3 separate regions of the Homo sapiens genome follow, and all the other regions are linked to region 1. The links are chromatin contacts, found by Hi-C or POLR2A ChIA-PET in ENCODE. All regions are on one chromosome and are shown on one strand. Each heading gives the region's core, a stretch centred on a gene start or an enhancer-like site at or near the end of the contact. The rest is flanking DNA. Distances are from core to core; before and after follow the strand shown. Region 1 overlaps TPT1-AS1 (TPT1 antisense RNA 1). Region 2 has its middle 22 kb from the start of SLC25A30. Region 3 overlaps GTF2F2 (general transcription factor IIF subunit 2).

The links. Hi-C counts contacts between places; a loop is a spot of excess contacts on that map. ChIA-PET counts read pairs that join two places held with the same protein, here RNA polymerase II (POLR2A). Pooled maps may share reads with other maps.
Region 2: a pooled map shows a loop between it and region 1 (3-fold over the local background). The contact joins two enhancer-like sites. A Hi-C loop is called at or near these places in 9 of 50 pooled maps. POLR2A ChIA-PET finds 5 or more read pairs at or near these places in 4 of 52 experiments (Caco-2, GM12878, HEK293 and 1 more).
Region 3: a loop to region 1 is called in a pooled map, with 2.1 times the contacts of the local background. The contact joins two enhancer-like sites. A Hi-C loop is called at or near these places in 1 of 50 pooled maps. POLR2A ChIA-PET finds 5 or more read pairs at or near these places in 2 of 52 experiments (activated naive CD4-positive, alpha-beta T cell and naive thymus-derived CD8-positive, alpha-beta T cell).

Annotation. Positions count from the first base shown.
Region 1 is chr13:45,365,559-45,368,817 of GRCh38, forward strand. The region is part of intron 3 of TPT1-AS1 (TPT1 antisense RNA 1); the gene reads left to right. Among named protein-coding and RNA genes, the nearest start is that of TPT1-AS1, 26 kb to the left of the region's middle. RefSeq lists an enhancer at 1,915-2,421. Within about 2 kb of position 1,978, at least 12 of the 41 ENCODE cell types and tissues checked have a DNase peak (open chromatin) inside an H3K27ac peak, as active enhancers do.
Region 2 is chr13:45,439,092-45,442,486 of GRCh38, forward strand. No RefSeq gene overlaps it. Among named protein-coding and RNA genes, the nearest start is that of SLC25A30, 22 kb to the left of the region's middle. Within about 2 kb of position 1,485, at least 8 of the 41 ENCODE cell types and tissues checked have a DNase peak (open chromatin) inside an H3K27ac peak, as active enhancers do.
Region 3 is chr13:45,280,456-45,283,840 of GRCh38, forward strand. It overlaps GTF2F2 (general transcription factor IIF subunit 2), which reads left to right. Exons shown (of 8, transcript NM_004128.3): 8 at 2,987-3,385. The coding sequence ends at 3,106. Among named protein-coding and RNA genes, the nearest start is that of SNORA31B, 54 kb to the right of the region's middle. Within about 2 kb of position 1,361, at least 3 of the 41 ENCODE cell types and tissues checked have a DNase peak (open chromatin) inside an H3K27ac peak, as active enhancers do.

The DNA of each region.
Region 1 (3,259 bases), core at 728-3,227:
TCCAATTCTACTACAAAATATACATTTATAATTAGGAAAAGGATAGTTTCTTTTAAATGGTAGAACTTCCCCAATGAGTCAGCTACCTGTATTTCTGGCCTGTCAGGCTAGACACTGGAGACCATTCTGCATAGAATTGTACCTCCCTGAACTACTGTTAGGCCTTAGGGTGGGGATTCATCTTTCCCTTCTCCCCACCATGGAGACAAAATCCTCTTAAACATATCCGGGCCTGGCATGGTGGCTCACGCCTGTAATCCCAACACTATGGGAGTCCGAGGAGGGTGGATTACCTGAGGTCGGGAGTTTGAGACCAGCCTGACCAACATGGAGAAACCCCGTCTCTACTAAAAATACAAAATTAGCCGGGCATGGTGGCACATGCCTGTAATCCCAGCTACTCGGGAGGCTGAGGCGGGAGAATTGCTTGAACCTGGGAGGCAGAGGTTGCAGTGAGCCAAGATCACGCCATTGCACTCCAGCCTTGGCAACAAGAGCAAAACTCCATCTCAAAAAACAAAAACAAAAACAAAAAATAAAACATATCCAGCAGTAGGCCAGACACGGTGGCTCACCCCTGTAATCCCAGCACTTTGGGAGGCTGAGGCAGGTGGATCACTGGAGGTCAGGAGTTTGAGACCAGCCTGGCCAACATGGTGAAACCCCATCCTTTACTAAAAATACAAAAATTAGCTGGGTGTGGGGGCATGTGCCTGTAATTCCAGCTACTCAGGAGGCTAAGGTAGAAGAATCGCTTGAACCCAGGAGGCGGAGGTTGCAGTGAGCCGAGATCGTGCCACTGCACTCCAGCCTGGGCTACAGAGTGAGACTCCATCTCAAAAAACAAACATGGTGGCTCACGCCTGTAATCCCAGCACTTTGGGAGGCCGAAGCAGGTGGATCACCTGAGGTCAGGAGTTCGAGACCAGCCTGGCCAAGATGGTGAAACCCTGTCTCTACTAAAAATACAAAAATTAGCCAGGCATGGTGGTGGGCGCCTGTAGTACCAGCTACTTGGGAGGCTGAAGCAGGAGAATCGCTTGAACCCAGGAGGTGGAGGTTGCAGTGAGCCAAGATCATGCCACTGCACTCCAGCCTGGGCGACAGAGCGAGACTCTGTCTCAAACAGGCCAGGCGTGGTGGCTCATGCCTGTAATACCAGCACTTTGGTAGGCCAGGAGTTCAAGATGAGCCTGGCCAACATGGTGAAACCCCGTCTATACTAAAAATACAAAAAGACTGGCGTGGTGGTGGGCGCCTGTAATCACAGCTACTTGGGAGGCTGAGGCAGGAGAATCGCTCGAACCCAGGAGGCGAAGGTTGCGGTGAGCCAACATTGCACCACTGCACTCCAGCCTGGGCGACACAGCAAGACTCTGCCTCAAAATAAATAAACAAACAAACAAAAATATCTGGCAGCAATTTTCAAGCATTCAAAAGAGATGTGAAGGAAAAAAATTTGGCCGGGAGCAGTGGCTCACGCCTGTAATCCCAGCACTCTGGGAGGCCAAGGTGTGCGGATCACGAGGTCAAGAGTTCGAGACCAGCCTGACCAACATGGTCAAACCTGGTCTCTACTAAAAATACAAAAATTAGCTGGGCATGGTGGCACGTGCCTGTAATCCCAGCTACTCAGGAGTCTGAGGCAGGAGAATCGCTTGAACCTGGGAGGCAGAGGTTTCAGGGAGCCGAGATCACACCACTGCACTCCAGCCTGGGCAACAGAGGGAGACTGTCTCAAAAAAAAAAAAAAATAAATAAATCAGCATAGTAATTGATGAGGACAAGGACATTTTATTATCATGGGATTATGGGGACAAATGATTGCTGAAATCATAATTAGCTTTCTGGCGGGGGAAGATAGTAAGGTAGAAAGAGGAGAAATGGGTGTAATCAAAGGAAGTGGCAGAGAGAGATTAAAAAAAAAAAACAGGAAATGAGAACAAGAATATGACTAACAATGCCTGAGCCCCACCCACCCATCCTCAGAGTGGACTCCCTCTCTCAAAGGCTTGTGGGCACCTGCCCCCGAGCTGACTCACCCTGTTCAGTCATCACAGCTCACTGCAGTGATGAAGGCTCAGGTGATCCTTTCACATCAGCCTCTCCAGTAGCTGGGACTAAAGGCATGTGCCACCATACCTGGCTAATTTTTTGTTTTTGTTTTTGTTTTGAGATGGAGTCTTGCTCTGTCACCCAGGCTGCAGTGCAGTGGCATGATCTAGGCTCACTGCAACCTCCACCACCTGGATTCAAGCAATTCTCTGCCTCAGCTTCCTGAGTAGCTGGGACTACAGGTGCCTGCCATGACGCCCAGCTAATTTTTTTGTGTATTTAGTAGAGATGGGGTTTCACCATGTTAGCCAGGATGGTCTCGATCTCCTGATCTCGTGATCCACCTGCCTCAGCCTCCCAAAGTACTGGGATTACAGGTGTGAGCCACCGTGCCCGGCCGTATTTTTTGTATTTTTAGTAGAGACAGGGTTTCACTATCTTGGCTAGGCTGGTCTTGAACTCCTGACCTCAAGTGATCCACCCACCTCGGCCTCCCAAAGTTCTGGGATTACAGGCATGAGCCACTGTGCCCAGCCACCCGTCACCTGCTAGTGTAGACAAATGAATAAACTTAGACAAGCACATGGGCTCCCTCTATACCAGCCTAGACTTTGACACTGAAACTCCATGAGTCTGGGCCACTTCCTGCCACAAGTGTGAATGGAAAATAAATCATTTTCCAAGGAACCCAAAATCACTAAGCCAAGGAGTCAAGCTGAGAACTTTCAGGCAAACCTGCCCCCCATTTTATTTCCTAAATAAGAGAGCTACAAAGATTAAAAAAAAAAAAAAGCTACACACCTTGCTCATAATTTGCCCACAAGGAAATACCTAATTCCACAAGGAAGGGCTAATCAGAAACTCAACAGAATGCAACTGTTTGTCTCTTATCCACCTGTGACCTGGAAGCCCCGTCCCTCACCTCGAGTTGTCTCGCCTTCCTGGACCAAACCAATGTACATCTTACACATATTGATTGATGTCTCATGTCTCCCTAAAATGTATAAAACCAAGCTGTGCCCTGACCACCTTGGACACATGTGGTCAGGACTTCCTGAGGCTGTGTCACGGGCGTGTGTCCTCAACCTTGGCAAAATAAACTTTCTAAATTGGTTGAGACCTGTCTCGGATACTTTGGGTTCACATAAGGAAACAGGAAGCAGGGATCTGGTGTCTATTTCTTTTTCCAAGCACAATGTAAGCA
Region 2 (3,395 bases), core at 235-2,734, 73 kb after region 1:
AAAGGGCTGGGATTACAGGCATGAGCCACCACGCCCAACCACAAGTTTTAAAACCACTTTGGGTTTTAAGGTGAGTCCTGTGAGGGCCTCTGCATATGCCAGTGTCCAGGCTCTGCAGACATGCCGGAAAGAGAATGCTTTCTGTTTGACTGTGCCTCCTCTTACACAGACACTACTCATGTGCATTGTTGTGGATGGCTGCATGCAGTAAGAGTATAAAGACCTCACTCAAATACACAATTAAGCACACTTTATATTGCTCATGTGAAAGGGAGCTACTATAGAATCAAGGCAGCCCTGCATGAAATTGTTAGGGGATGATTTGCGACAATACGGACGGACCTAAAGGACATTATGCTAGGTGAAATGAGTCAGTCACAGAAGCTTACATGAGGACTTTAAAATAATCAAACTTAGAGAAGCAGAAAATACAATGGAGGTTGCCAGAGGATGGAGGAAATGGGGAGTTTTTCAATGGGTATGAAGCTACAGTTATATAAGATGATTAAGATCTAGACATCTGCTGTATAACATAGTGCCTATTGTTAACAATATACCATGTTGTACACTTAAAAATGTGTTAAGAGGGTAGATTTCATGTTAAGTGTTCTTCCTCGCATACACACACACAAAAAGGCAGACAAAGGGGCACAACGAAACTTTTGGAGATGATGAACTTATTTGTTACCTTGATTGTGGCAATGATATCATAGGTATATGTGCATTATAACCAAAGTCATCAAATTTTATACATTTAAATATGTGCAATTTTTTGTATATCATTTATACTTCAATAAAGCTATCAAAAAATTAAAGCATTGTAAGTTAAAGAAAAAGAAAAGAAAAGGCTGGGCATGGTGACTCACACTGTAAAACTGTAATCCTAGCACCTTGGGGGTTCAAGGCGGGTGGATTGTTTGAGCCCAGGAGTCGGAGACCAGCCTGGGCAACATGGTGAAACCCTGTCTCTACAAAAAAAAAAAAAAAAACATACAAAAATTAGCTGGGCATGGTGGCACACACCCTGTGGTCTCAGCTACTCAGGAGACTGAGGTAGGAGGATCACTTGAGGCCAGGAGGTTGAGGCTACAGTGAGCTGAGATCACACCACTGTACTCCCCCTGAAAAAAAAAAAAGGAAGAAAGACAGGAAGGAAGGAAGGACGGAAGAAGGAAAGAAGGAAGGAAGGAAGGAAGGATGGAAGGAACCCTGTACAGAATCTAATATGGACAACATACATCATGTAAAAAAAATTAGGGGATGGTTGTTAGAGAAATACATAGCCACACATATATTAAATGTCTTCCCAAAATGCTCAATGTATTTATGACCTAAAGAGCTGATACTTAGCTAACCCACATAACAGGAGCTCTAAATAGAACAGACACTCAGCCAGTGCCGGTTAACTAACAAATTCCTCTGCAGAACGGCAGCTCAAGAAGCAGATGCATTTCACCCTCGTGCTTATGTTGGCACTGATAACAATGTCCTGCTGGGTTTCTCTCCTCATCATGTCCTTCCCCACAGGTCAAGGCCAGTTCTCAGTTAATGGTTTGAGTCACAAGGACATGCAGTCCTCTTAGAGTGGACAAATGCCAAACTTGCTCTATCAACACCACAGAAGGATTTTTCAATGGCTAGAGGTCTCTATATGACCAGGAACTCCTAGCCTTAATATAGACTTTCCAATAGCCTAGGAAAAATTCTACAACCAGAGATGCAAGTACTCACATTACCACCATCACCCTTTCACCTACTTACCTAAAAAGGGATAACTAGACCTTGGCTGGGGCTTATTGATATAGGCCACAGAGTACCCTCTGTACCTTGACAGTCTATTTCCCAGATGTAATGCAATGTCCACATAAATAAACAGAATAACTCTGTCCCCAAATATGTTTCCTTTAATCAAAGTTCACTGAAAAACAAAAACTAAGGATGATTTAACAAAATAGTTTGTATGTGTTCATTGTCCTCTTTCCATTTATACTAAAAAGATAAGAAGGCTGAGTGCAGTGGCTCACGCTTGTAATCCCAGCACTTTGTGGGGGCTAAGGCAGGTGGATCACCAGAGGTCAGAAGTTTGAGACCAGCCTGGTCAACATGGTGAAACCCTGTCTCTACTAAAAATACAAAAATTAGCCGGGTGTGGTGGTGGGCACCTGTAGTCCCAGCTACTCTGGAGGCTGAGGCAGAAGAATCTCTTGAACCCAGGAGGCAGAGGTTGCAGTGAGCCGAGATTGCGCCATCGCACTCCAGCCTGGGCAACAAAAGTGAAACTCTCTCTCAAAAAAAAAAAAAAAGAAAAAGAAAAGAAAAGAAAAGGAAAAAAGAAAAGAAACTTGATAGAATGGTCAGATGGCTTTTTCAGTTGTTACTTTCAACAACTTTCAGTTGTTCAGTTTTTCAGTTGTTACTCTATCATACACATCATAGCATGATATGAGTGCTAAATAAATATTAGGCAAGTTATCATCAGTAAAGCCAATCTGGAAATTTACAAGATTCAGCTGAAAATTGTTTCTTGTCTCGGTTTCTATGAGAATACCAGGGGAACACTACCAGGGCTTGTCCAGGATGAATGTCTCCAACTTTACACCTTATTACTTGCTCTCATGCACTAGTGCTTCACCTTAAAATGAATCATAACAGCAAGTTATCCAGCAAGAACACGACAGGAGGTGATCTGTCTGGCTGTGGTGCTTCCACAGCCAGCCACAGGAGGGGTGTAAAAAGATTCTCTTGCCTAGGACAATGGCATTTCTGATTGCTAATTTTGTCTGACTGTGGTTTACAAATTCAACTTCCTTTGAAGATACGCATTCACTTAATTCTCTGGCCCAGCAAACCAGAACAGAATTTCTAGCTACCAATGTGAATCCTGAATATTTGTTTCCTTTTGGGTTTAGTAAAGTAGAAAATGAAACAATCACAAGAGGAAATGTGCCTAGAAAAAAAACCTGATTAAATCTGTGGAGAGTGGTTGGTAAAAATGGAAACATTTCACATTTCACCAAAAATCTCACATGTTGCTGTGGAAAATAAATGTATTTTTTACTTAAATGCATGCATTTAACAATCACCGATTGATTGCCATGCTGGGTACAAAAGGTGGGGAAATGCCTTTGCATTTAGAGATTTACAGTCTGATGGAAGAGGAAAAAAAAATCCAAAATTATATAATGGCCTGGAAGGGTGCTTAGAAGTCTTCTTGGGAGAGGCCGGGTGCAGTGGCTCACGCCTGTAATCCCAGCACTTTGGGAGGCTGAGGCGAGTGGATCACGAGGTCAGTAGTTCAAGACCAGCCTGGCCAGGATGGTGAAACTCTGTTTCTACTAAAAATACAAAAAAAATTAGCCGGGCCTGGTGGCGGGCACCTGTAATCCCAGCTACTC
Region 3 (3,385 bases), core at 111-2,610, 86 kb before region 1:
ATTTGATTAGAGTAAAATGGTCTTAGGTTGCAGTTTAGAACATCCTAAAAATCAGGAAGTTTGTGTCCCCTACCCCCTGATCACAGTACATTGTGACCCTGATTGCATTTTGTTGCTTGAGAAATTGACTGACTATGGTCATCTCATTCCATTCTTATTGTTACAAGGAAAAAAGAATGACACCTTCGTTTATAAAAAGAATTCCATATGTTCTACTAGATTGCCAAAATGAGGGTGGACATGAAAACAACTGAATTTGTACACTTCAGACTTTATTAATATTTTTTGTTTAACCCTTTTTAGGATTTTCATTTTCTGGGCCTAGATTATAAATGGGCACACTAGACTTGAAGTCAGGAGAGCTTCTTTTCTATGGAGCTACTAAAATGCTCCTGGCAATTGTTCTTTTCATTTTTGACCCATTGCAGTGCATCCACAATTGTATGGTTGTTTGTGCAACATCGTCTTAGCCAGTCTCATAATAAACCATTCTTTGGAATTTTACAAAGATGTCATTCTTGGCACCTAAACAGAGAATCATTTGTGCCTAACCAATCATTTTCCATTTATGAATCCTGTTCAATTAGAAAGTAGTTTATGAACAGTGTCCTGTTTTTTAAATGTAATTTGAAATAGCAGGTGGCAGACTTGCATTTTATATTACCTAGATATCTCAAGCCTTTATGCTTACTCATTCACACGGGTCTGCTAGTGAAGCCAACTGTATAAGGTGTGGGAGGTAGGCAAGCCTCGGGGGAACCCAGGGCTCATTTGGTTCATTGCTGCCATCTGCTGGGGCTTGGCTGCTGGCATGGGAAGGCTGCCCACGAGAGAGCTGAGCCATCCTGAAGGAACCTCTGTATACTTCCAGTACTAATCAGCTATTATGTTTCTAGGTGACAACCTACCCCTAACTAAAAGGACTTTATGAACTCTAGAGCATTATATCAGTCAGTGTAAAGTGGCATTAGATTATGTTGGTAACACGTACTCTACAGCAAACATGAGGCTCAGAGAACGAAGCAACACACTAAGGACTCAAAGATCCTAGAGTATCAGAACTGGAAGAACCTTAAGCCAGATGTGGTGGAACTTTAGTATATAGTTACATGAGTCGCCTAGGCACTTGTTAAAATGCAGATTCCTGGGCCTAGCCCAAGAGACTTTGATTCAGTAGGCCCAAGCTGTGTCTCATTTAACAAGCTCCCCACAGGGTTCTGATGCAGGTGGTCTAGCACCATGCTAGAGAAAAGCACTACCTTAAATATACAGACAAGAGCTTCTCAGCCATTTTTCTTATTAATGCCTCACTTCAATCAATAAGAAAAATTACATCTTCCATCAATGGGATGAGTCATCATCATACCGTAACTAGTTCTTTGAAGCACACGCACACAAATTATTGTTGGATTGCTTTGTTCTGCAACAACAACAAAAGAGTCGCTTTTAAATAATTATCTTGGCTGGGTGCAGTGGCTCAGGCCTGTAATCCCAGCACTTTGGGAGGCCGAAGTGGGTGGATCACCTGAGGACAGGAGTTCGAGACCAGCCTGGCCAACATGGTGAAACCCCATCTCTACTAAAAATACAAAAAATTTAGCTGGGCGTGGTGGCATGCGCCTGTAATCCCAGCTACTTGGGAGGAGGCAGGAGAATCGCTTGAACCTGGGAGGCGGAGGTTGCAGAGAGCCGAGATCATGCCACTGCACTCCAGCTTGGGCAACAAGAGCAAAACTCCATCTCAAAATAATAATGATAATAATAATTAATATTATTATCTTTCCTTTCTTCTCCAAGAAGGAAATTCTGTAATTTATATTGGTCAGCTTATTGTGGAATGCTTTTTGGCCTTCAGCATTGGCAAGCAAAGGTCTAGTTTCATATTACACTTAACATAGCCATCATTTCCATGACCATAGTAATCATTTAGTAAATGTTTATTGAATTTTTAGGGACCTAAAACACCATAATATGACTCTTTTCTTTGGAGAAGCCAAACACAAGGCTGCATCCCTGATAGTTTTAGGGGATGTCTTCTTATCACTTTATTTATTTATTTGTTTTTTGAGACAGAGTTTCACTGTTGTTGCCCAGGCTAGAGTGCAATGGCACAGTCTCAGCTCACTGCAACCTCTGCCTCCTGGGTTCAAGTGATTCTCCTGCCTCAGTCTCTCTAGTAGCTGGGATTACAGGTTCCCACCACCATGCCTGGCTAATTTTTGTATTTTTAGTAGAGACGGGGTTTCACCATGTTGGCCAGGCTGGTCTCGAACTCCTGACCTTAGGTGATCTGCCCACTTCAGCCTCCCAAAGTGTTGGGATTACAGGCGTGAGCCACCAAGCCCGGCCTTATTATCACTTCTTACTCCCTTATCTGTGTTGGCAAGCTTGGCTAAAGTACAAATAGTAGTAAATACAAATAACAACTCTCCTTCTCACATAGGAAAAAATAAGTGGGTGGCCTAAAAACAAATTTGAGAACTCACCTTAGAACTGAGAATTCTGAATACCTGTCATATGCCTGCTTGATAGAATATTCTCAAAAATGTTGCTCATTTTTTTTATATGCTACTGCTCCTGAAACTACTGGTTTCAATCTGTGAACTGAGTCCCATGAGGCCACTGAACTCAAGGGCAGATTACCCTTGGTGTACCGTGTCACACTGAGTGAGGACCAGTAATTTTTTCGTGTATTTCATGTAGTGTTTTTTGTGTTTTTTTTGTTTGTTTGTTTTAGCTTTTAAGTTGTTGGCATTCAGGACTTTCAACTCCTTTAATGCACATGATCATATATTTAGTGCAGTTACCATGTCGCACATGTAGAATCAAAAGGCAGTTTATTGAACCTCCTTATAGAGAAATCTTGCTGAGCTTTTAGGATCATAATTTTTATGGCTTGCATATGTGCTTTGGCATATCATCTTATTTTAAGTTTTGTCCCCTGCATTTATAATCTCATTTGTTAGGGGTTTTGTTTTTGTTTTAGGTGTACCTGAAGGAAATCTTAAAAGAAATTGGTGTTCAGAATGTAAAAGGGATCCACAAAAACACATGGGAGCTGAAGCCAGAGTACAGACACTATCAAGGAGAAGAAAAGAGTGACTAAGAAGACTCCTAGCCAGCATGCTAGTGAAACGACTAGCAGCGATGCTATGCAAAAGGCGCTGATACTGGAAGGCTTGAACACCGTATGTTAATAGGGGTTAAGTGACAGTACTTTGATTTCTCTCGGTAAATTTTTTAAACCTGTAATTCTTGTAAAGTTTCTTAACTGTTTTTTTGAGGAGAAAGAACAGATTTATTTATAGACTTAACTTGTATTAAACCAGATTATTCACAGTAGGAATAGGGGTTGGAGGATTAAGAGGGTTTTTCTTAAATATTA